Linked DNA regions of Mus musculus: all the other regions are linked to region 2. A link is a contact called in ENCODE Hi-C or POLR2A ChIA-PET data. All regions are on one chromosome and are shown on one strand. Each heading gives the region's core, a stretch centred on a gene start or an enhancer-like site at or near the end of the contact. The rest is flanking DNA. Distances are from core to core; before and after follow the strand shown.

Evidence for each region. A loop is a pair of places that touch in the nucleus more often than their neighbours do. ChIA-PET counts read pairs that join two places held with the same protein, here RNA polymerase II (POLR2A).
Region 1: POLR2A ChIA-PET joins it to region 2 with 12 read pairs in Patski. The contact joins the promoter of Fiz1 here to the promoter of Ppp1r12c in region 2. POLR2A ChIA-PET finds 5 or more read pairs at or near these places in 4 of 5 experiments (Patski and embryonic stem cell).
Region 3: POLR2A ChIA-PET joins it to region 2 with 14 read pairs in embryonic stem cell. The contact joins the promoter of Ndufa3 here to the promoter of Ppp1r12c in region 2. A Hi-C loop is called at or near these places in 1 of 37 maps with a recorded cell type or tissue (v-Abl transformed pro-B cells). POLR2A ChIA-PET finds 5 or more read pairs at or near these places in 2 of 5 experiments (Patski and embryonic stem cell).

The regions. Positions count from the first base shown.
Region 1 is chr7:5,013,163-5,015,992 of GRCm38, reverse strand. It overlaps Fiz1 (Flt3 interacting zinc finger protein 1), which reads left to right and starts at 1,265. Exons shown (of 3, transcript NM_001110329.1): 1 at 1,265-1,368. It overlaps Zfp524 (zinc finger protein 524), which reads right to left and starts at 485. Exons shown (of 2, transcript NM_025324.2): 1 at 433-485.
Region 2 is chr7:4,500,326-4,503,147 of GRCm38, reverse strand. It overlaps Ppp1r12c (protein phosphatase 1, regulatory subunit 12C), which reads left to right and starts at 1,468. Exons shown (of 22, transcript NM_029834.3): 1 at 1,468-1,882. The coding sequence starts at 1,550.
Region 3 is chr7:3,615,746-3,618,639 of GRCm38, reverse strand. It overlaps Ndufa3 (NADH:ubiquinone oxidoreductase subunit A3), which reads right to left and starts at 1,267. Exons shown (of 4, transcript NM_025348.3): 1 at 1,233-1,267; 2 at 949-1,023. The coding sequence starts at 1,242. It overlaps Oscar (osteoclast associated receptor), which reads left to right and starts at 2,483. Exons shown (of 5, transcript NM_001290377.1): 1 at 2,483-2,599. The coding sequence starts at 2,563.

The DNA of each region.
Region 1 (2,830 bases), core at 16-2,515, 510 kb before region 2:
TAATATGCACATAGCATGAGGTCCACACAGAAGCAACTTGTCCAGGATCATATGGTTCGCACGATGAGGAAGCCTGGACAAGAAGCTGAGTTTCTGAAACATACCTATGAAGTGACAGAGTGGCTCTTCGACCCTCTCCCACCCACAAGTCCGGTACGACGCGTGCCTGTCAGGCGCGAGTGGCCCAGCCCGCAAGCGGGGCGGGCCCTCAGGGTACGGTGGCCAATGAGCGGCGCGGGGACATTGGTGGCAGGGGCTGCCAGAAGGGGGTCTGCGCGCGCGAGCCCAGACCGCTCGGCGGGGCGCGAGGTCGACGTGCGCAGGAGAGAGCAAAGAAGCTGGGAACAGGTGCCGGGTGCGCGCTTATGCGCGCGCGCCGGGACCACCCTCTTTCCCCCATCCCCCCCACCCGGGCCCCCCGCCTCTGGGTACCTCATTTGCATGCTGCCTGGGCTCGCGTGTGTACGCGCGCGCGCGCCGGGGGCGACGGGCCGAAGCGTGGGAAGGGGCGGGAGAGAGGGGGCCCAGCCCCTAGGCGGCGGCGGGGCGGGGGTGTGGGAGGTAGCAGAGCGTGAGCTGGACCCCGCCCCTCGGCACGGAAGCCGGGGGCCCCTCCCTCCCTTCCCTGCTGCCAGCGCCCGCGGGGAACAAAGAGGATGCCCTGGGTCCCAAGGCCCCGACACGCTAGCAACAAATGCGCCTGCGTATCAGGCGCCTTCGTGTGCCCAGTGACAACGCACAAAAATCCCCAACCACCTGCAAAAATGCCTTTCCTCCCACGAAGCCTTCCCAACCCGGTGACCCAATCAAATACAGGTACCGGATAGATGAGAAGCGGGAAATGGCTGCTAAGTGCCCCTAATTAATATGGCGCCCATCAGCTTCAAAGAGCCATGGAGTTAAAGTAGTAAAATGGTGCTTGGTGTTTCCTAACTCTGAACAAGTTTGACCACTTGGATTTTTCTCCCTCTTCCCGCATCCTTCCCAGCAGAAGTCAAAGACTAGAAAAAAAAAGCAATCTTATCTAAACACATCTATGTTAACTCTTTGTAACCGCACCGTGGGCTACGAAATGCTGCACGCTGAGAGTATTGCCCTTAGTCTATATGGCGCCGCGGGTAACTTAGGCCCCGCCCCTGCCCTGCCCTCAACAAAGATGGCGCTAGCCTAGCTTCTTTAACCTCCGCGGCTGGAAATAGGAAAGGAAAACACAGAAGGGCGGGGCGGGGGCGGGATAGAGAAGCCAAGAAGGAGGGGTAAAGGGGGGTTGGGGGGGCGTAGAAGAGAGCTGAGGCGGAAGTCGAGAGGCCCCTCAGGTGGAAGTGACGCTGACCCCGCTACCCAAAATGTCGGCGCCCAGAGGGAGGTGTAAGTAATTAAACAGGAAAGCGGACAGACTTTCCCGGCCCCCCGGAGGCCTGCCTGGTCTCCAGGACCTCCGCAACGCAAAAGCAAGGTGGTCTTGCCTAGTTCCTGGGCCGCTTGACCTGCCCCCGACTCGGGCGCCCGAGACTGCACCTTGTAGGGGCAGGGAGAGGGGTACAAAGGGCCAGTTTTCCGGGCCTTGTTCGCAAGATCGAGCAGGGGTGGGGGTGGGGGCCGGCTGCACCAGACACCGTAGGGCGCAGGAGGGGCGGAGCTTAAGGTGGTCGGGGCGGGGCAGAACTGGAGGAGTAGCTTGTTGAGGCGTGGCTTATAGTTGGAGGGGAGGGGTTTCAAGAAAGTGTGGAGACTGGTTAGAAAATGGAGAGGTTTATATAAAGTGGGGCCTAGCAAAGAGGCGTGAATCTCATGAAATGGGGGAAAGGGCCTTGGTTGAAAAATTGAAGAAACTTCGTAAGATGAGGGGAAAACTGGGGTCCAGTAAGACAACAGAGGCCCAGAGTATGTTGTGTGAAGTTTGCCTGAGGTGTGACTTAAAGAAAAGCTTACCTTGACAAGGGGGTGGGGGTGGGGGCATTAGCGGGGCGGTGGTTGCGCACGCCTTTAATCCCAGCACTTGGGAGGCAGAGGCAAGCGAATTTCTGAGTTCGAGGCCAGCCTGGTCTACAAAGTGAGTTCCAGGACTGCCAGGGCTATACAGAGAAACCCTGTCTCGAAAAAAAAAAAAAAGAAAGAAAGAAAGAAAAAACAACAAGACAAGACGGGGGGCGGGGGGGGGGGCAGCGATCTAGGTGTGCAATTTGGAAAGTTTTAGTGGAACTATCAGGTTTTTATCACGAAGGTAAAAATGCTTGGGGGGGGGGCTTGGCGGCAAGCTAAGAATATAATAGCGAAGTAGAGGTGATTATAGAAAAATGTGACTTATTTGAAGGAGAAGTTAGGTGGGATTTGGAAGCAAGTCTCAGTGAAGATTTAACTTAGAAAAGTCAAGTTAACTAAGAAGCATATGAGAATAAAGAAACTAAGAGGAACTTGGTCAAACTGCTCAGTTACGTCTTTCCTGTGCCTCGGCTTTCCTAAGTGCGTTGTACAGCTTGCTACAGTTTTACTTAGCTCACACCATCACTGTATGAAGGAAACACTGGCATTCCCATTTCATTGGTAAAAAGGTTTTGTTTCTGAAACTACAGAACTAGTGTGAGCTCCCTAGAAGCACGAGGTGAAGGCACTTGTTTAAAAGAGAATCAAGAGCTTAGGGAAGAGAGGGAGGGGCTTGAAAGAGGCAGCCCACGCCCAAGCAACAGTAGGAGGGCCTTAGTCTGTAGTGCGCAGGCTTGGAGAGGATTGAGGGAGAGCTTGAGAACACCTTTTGAAGAAAACAACGTGGACGTGGCTAGGAAGGTTAGAGAACGAGGAGGCTTTGTAAAGAGTGGGAAAATTTTAAAGG
Region 2 (2,822 bases), core at 219-2,718:
TGTCTTTTGCAGCCCCAGGTGGGCTGAAGAAAAGTATGTGGTTATTTTGGTCATGTTTGAGGGCCCTCTTTCTGGTATGCTCAGGGAATTATTACCACTAGAAAACGTGGGCTCGTTCTTGGTCTGGAAACTGACTTCTTAGGTACCTTGCATTCTGAGACATATTTGGAAGTCTGGAGCTGAACCCTTTGGAGGCGTGGCCTTGAGACTACATTTCCCAGCTTGCCCTATGTTATCTGATTTCCTTGAACTTTGCTCGGGAACTTTATCGCCATGTTAAAAGATGAGTTTGGCGGTGACAAGCTTTAATCTTGTTTGAGAACTCAATTTCCCGTCGGCCCTTGGTCTACCTGATGCCTTAGGGAGCCCATTCATTCATTCATTCGAAATATTTTTTATTGCCTACTCTCAGGCTTAGTTCTAGTCATTAGGACTAAGAGGGTCTCAAAGAAAACAAATCGAGTTTACTTATAGCCGATGGGAGAGGGACAGATTCAAAACCAAAACAAGTACGGCATGGTGGCACTCCTTTAATTTCATCACTCCAGAGGCAGGAGGAGGCGGAGTTTTGTGAGTTCGAGGCCATTCTGTCTGCATAGTGAGCTTCAAACCAGGCAGGGCTACATACTGAGACCCTGTCTCAAAACAAAAATAACCCCCCCCCCACACACACACACACACAAACAAACAGACTCCTGTAATCCCAGCAATTAGGAGATGGAGACAGGAAGATCAGAAGTTCAAGGGCATTATTAATGAGTTCGAGCGCCATCCTATCTCAAAACAAATCGTAAAAAGTATGCAAAATTTATTTCTATCTCTCAGGATCCGCTATCCGCTATCATTTCCCATGCGCCTTGGGGTAGTCACTTTACAAAGTACACTACATTTCCCAGCATGCCCCAGTAGCCTGTCCGGCCGCTCTACCCAGATTCCCAGCACTCCCTAGGGACATGTCCTCCTTTAGGCAGTTCTCTTTTTGCTTGTTTTTTCGAGAGAGGGTTTCTCTGTGTAGCTCTGGCTGTCCTGGAACTCAGGACCAGGATCAGACCAGACTGGCCTCGAACTCACTGCCTCCCAAGTGCTGGGATTGAGGGCGTGCCTTTTGAGTTTTTCGTTCGACCCCTTCCAGCTCCGGATTTCTAAACGTGCCTCAGGATATATAGCGAGTCTAGCGAAGACTTCCGCTTGTAGAACCCATTTCCCAGCACTTCTGCCGGCCTGCCGGCTGCCTCATTCTCTAACCTATCTGCTCAAGTTATGCAAGGCTCCTCAATGGGGAGAAACTCCACTTCCCAGCTCGCTACGAGGGGCTTCTTTTTAGGCCCTTGCCCCCAGCGATAGCTACGCAAGTCTCAGGCGGGACTCGGTTACCCAGAGGGCTTTGGGTCGGCGCCGTGACGTCAATATACCGAGCGGGGGCTGGGCGAGCTTCTGGGCGGTGCTTGTCGCGCGGCGGTTCCCGGCGGCCCCCGGGGCGGGCGGGTGGCGGCTGTTCGTCGCCCGGTGCTCGCTCGCTCGCTTAGTAGGCGGGCGAGCGGCCGGCGCGATGTCCGGCGAGGATGGTCCGGCAGCGGGCCCGGGGGCGGCGGCGGCTGCTGCGGCCGCCCGTGAGCGGCGGCAGGAGCAGCTGCGGCAGTGGGGGGCTCGGGCGGGCGCCGACCCGGGCCCCGGGGAGCGGCGAGCCCGCACGGTCCGCTTCGAGCGCGCCGCTGAGTTCCTGGCGGCCTGCGCGGGGGGCGATCTGGACGAGGCTCGCCTGATGCTGCGCGCAGCGGATCCCGGTCCCGGCTCCGGCGCTGCGTCCGACCCCGCCGTCCCTCCGCCTGCCCGTGCCGTGCTCGACTCCACCAACGCGGATGGCATCAGCGCCCTGCACCAGGTCAGCGCCCCCGCCCCGCGTCTTCGCCACTCGGGCATCCTCCCTCCTCGGCCCTGATCCACCTCCCCTCGACTGTGCCATCGCTGAGGATCCCGCCTGCTCTGTGGCCGCCTCTTCTCTGTCATTCGTGCTGTCATCTCTCTCCCGTGCATTTTTTGCAGCATCGCTTACTTCCGTGCCTATGCTGGCCGGGTTCCTCCTTTCCTAGCTGGTACTTGTTTGACTGTGCTGAAGTCTTTCCTGACCCAGGCCTGTGGTTTCGTTCTCCTGCACTCTGACTTGACCCTCTTTAGGCCCAGGTCCTTCAGTGTCACTTCTTTGAAGGTCCATCCTGTTTGTGCCTTCCTCTTCTTCCCGTGACTTGTGCTGTACGTTGTGGCCTCAGGACAGTGTACCACGTTGTTTCCTTGAAAAGGCATTTCCTCTGTCGCGTCATCCTTTGCTTTTTTTTTTTTTTTTAATCTTTTCTCTTACCTACAATCCCATGTCCTTAATTACATTATCAATTCATCCCCCCCCCCCCCAATTTGGGGAGCTTGTCACCTCTTATAGAAGTTTCTCCTCAACTCTCTTTCTCTGTTTACATTGTTTGCCTTCCTGGAAACTTGTAGGCATTTGCTCTTCGAGGAGCTGGACCACTTTTCCTTTTGTTTTGTTGTTTTTCCTTTAGACAAGGTCTTGCTATGTAGCCCAGGCCATCCTCAAATGCAGGTCCTTATGTCTCTGCCCTCCTCCTCCTCCTCCTCCTCCTTCTTCTTCTTTTTTTCGAGACAGGGTTTCTCTGTATAGCCCTGGCTGGGAACTCACTGTAGACCAGACTGGCCTCCAACTAAGAAATCCGCCTGCCTCTGCCTCTGCCTCTGCCTCCCCAGTGCAGGGATTAAAGGCGTGCGCCACCATGCCAGGCCCTTCTCTGCCCTTCTTATTTCTGGAATTACAT
Region 3 (2,894 bases), core at 18-2,517, 880 kb after region 2:
TCCTGGGCTACAGAGTGAGTTCCAGGACAGCCAGGGCTACACAGAGAAACCCTGTCTCGAAAAACCAAATAATAATAATAATAATTAAAATAAAATAAAATAAAGATATGCAGGGATGGTGGCTCAGGCGTGTGATATCAACACATAAGAACCCAAGGCAGACTGCTGTGAGTTTGAGGCCCACTTGAGCTAAGTGATTTGTATCCTCTATAAAAAAGAAAACTGAAAAGATTCAGAAGAAGTCAGTTCAAGGAAGTTTTTAACCTTAGTGTGGTGAGAGAGCTCAATAGTTAAAATTACCTGCTCACTGGAACTCAGAATGAGCACTGACTCCAGTAAGTTGTCCTCCGACCCCCCAAACCCAACTGGTAGCCAACACACACACACACACACACACACACACACACACACACCTTAAAAAATGTAATTTTAACTTTAAGAACGAACCAAGTATACATTAAATCACTATTTCAACATATAATCAATTAAAACCACATACATTAGAGCATTCTAGGTCTTTGAAAGTCAGGGTGGTAGATAGCTGGTGGTGGGTTTTAGAACTTCTCTGTCACACTCCAGGCCAGCAATACTGACAATTTTGGTACTGTGATGGCTGCCAAATCCAAGGCCTCACCCCAGACTTTCAGAATGAAAATTTAACAGGTCACCTCCATCTCCCGGGCTTCAATGCATCAGAACTGTGAGTAACCCTGTCCCACTGCAAGGTGGGAGGCTTGCTGAGAGATTTGCATAAGTCAGACTTCGCCGAGGAGTTCTGCCTACAGAGTCAAACTGAGTTGAATGTGCACCTCTTGTGTGTGGTGAGGGAAGAGCGACAGTAATGTCAGGATATGGCTGGCAAGGGGATGCGAGATGAAACTGTGCCGTGGAATGCTGATGACTTCCGGGTGGAGGATGCACTTTCGCGCCGGGGAAGGGGGCACTCACCGAGGCCCCAGACAGAGAAGGACACCACCAGCACCGGCTCCTTCGCCCAGGCATTCTTGAGGAAGGCAGAGATTCCTAGAGAGGTGAGAAGACAGTCACCCTTGGGGACTACTGCGGTGACCTCTAACACTCTCGTATCACCCCTGCTCTGCACCCTCGTGACTGCCGCGCCCCTATTCTGGGACGGATTACCGGTCCCCAAGGCTCCACTGAGACTCAGCCACGGATCAGCCCACAGTTTCCTGGAACTACTTGATCCCCGCGAGCTCCAAACCTGTACTTACTCCCGGCCATCTTGTTCTTGGCGGCGACAAGGAGCGGAGCTCTCTGGGAGTTGTGGTCCTTCTCCTTGCGTGAGGCCCCGCCCCTTGGGCGAGGACGTGGACCCTTTCGGGAGTTGTAGTTCTGGAGTGAGGCTTAAGAGGACTGAAAGATTTAAACCACCTTGAACACCTGCTGGCCTCACCATTTTCTTATAGTTTATAACTCAGCAAATGCATCGGAGAAGTAACATAACGTTCTCCTGTAATAAAGTCAGCTTTGGGCTGGAGAGATGGCTCAGAGCTCTGTCTGCTCTTCCAAAGGTTTAATTTCCAGTAACCACATGGTGACTGACAACCATCTGCAATGGGATCTGACGCCCTCTTCTGGTGTGTCTGAAGACTGCAACAGTGTACTCATAAATAAACCTTAAAAAAAAAAAAGTCAGCTTTACATTGAGATCACATCTAGACATAAGCTCATTCTGGAAATTCTAAATTAATCCCAAATATATTAAGGACTGCCTGTGCTTTGTGTTACTAGCATGCAGATCATGGCTTTTCCCTCCATCTGCCCCTTAGTGCTGAAAACTGAAACCAGGACAGGCTAGGCTACCCATCTCCGATTGAGCCACTCCTCCGTCCACTTGCTGATAGATTCTACTATCCCAGGTCCCTGCTGGTGGATTTTAGGCATATCTTTTATTGTTGAGCCACATTTTTCAGCCCTTTCATTACTTTTTATTTTGAGACAGGGCATTAAATGGCTCAAGTTGGCCCTGCAATCTTTGAACTTGACAGCCTCCTGCCTTGGTTTCTCAAGCTGGTGAGATTACAAGCCTGAGCCTCTAAGATAATGCACATCACTTAAAAAAATTAACATATCTGGACTGGACAGTGAGAGCAGTAATGGAGTCTGAGCCTTCTCTTGTTACCGGCATAGTACATATTGTACAGCAAGCTTCTTTTTCCCTTTCTACCTTTTTGTTTTGTTTTTTTTGTTGTTGTTGTTGTTTTTTTCCTCTTTTCCATTTTTCTTCCTCCCACCTGCCCCTTTCCTTTCTCTCCTCAGTGCTGAGGCTACTCTGGGCAAGTGGTCTTCTACTTAGCGACAACGTCCTCAGCCCTCCTCCCCAACTTTTAAGTTAAATTAAAGAACACCAGAGGCTATGACTGTTCCATCTTGCAACTTTTTCCAAGACAATGAAACTATGACACAGTTACCCAGGAGCCTCCACCTGACTCCTCTGTTCCCTAAACAGGACTCTCACATGGCTTTCTGGTGTTGCTTCATTTCCTCAGAGTGAAAAAGGCAGGGTCAACCTTTTCCTCAGCTCCACGGAGAGTGCCCACCATGGTCCTGTCGCTGATACTCCAGCTGTCGACTCTCTGTGAGCTGTCCCTCCCCTGTGTGTGGATCCTTGGCTGGGCTGAGGGCTATATCTGTTCATATGGAATTCAACATCCAATTTAGAAAAAGGAATCAGGACTGGTACCCAGATACCTGAGTCCTAAACGGGGGAAGACAGATTGCTGGGTCGGGGGTGAGCATAGGTTTCTCTGGATCTCCAGGCAGAGGAGAGTAAGGGATATCTAGGGGTCAAAGAATGTATTCAGTTCTCATGGTAAATGGGCAAGTCTACTGTGCTGGAGGGAGGGGGCATCTAAACCTTCAAACCCCAAGGC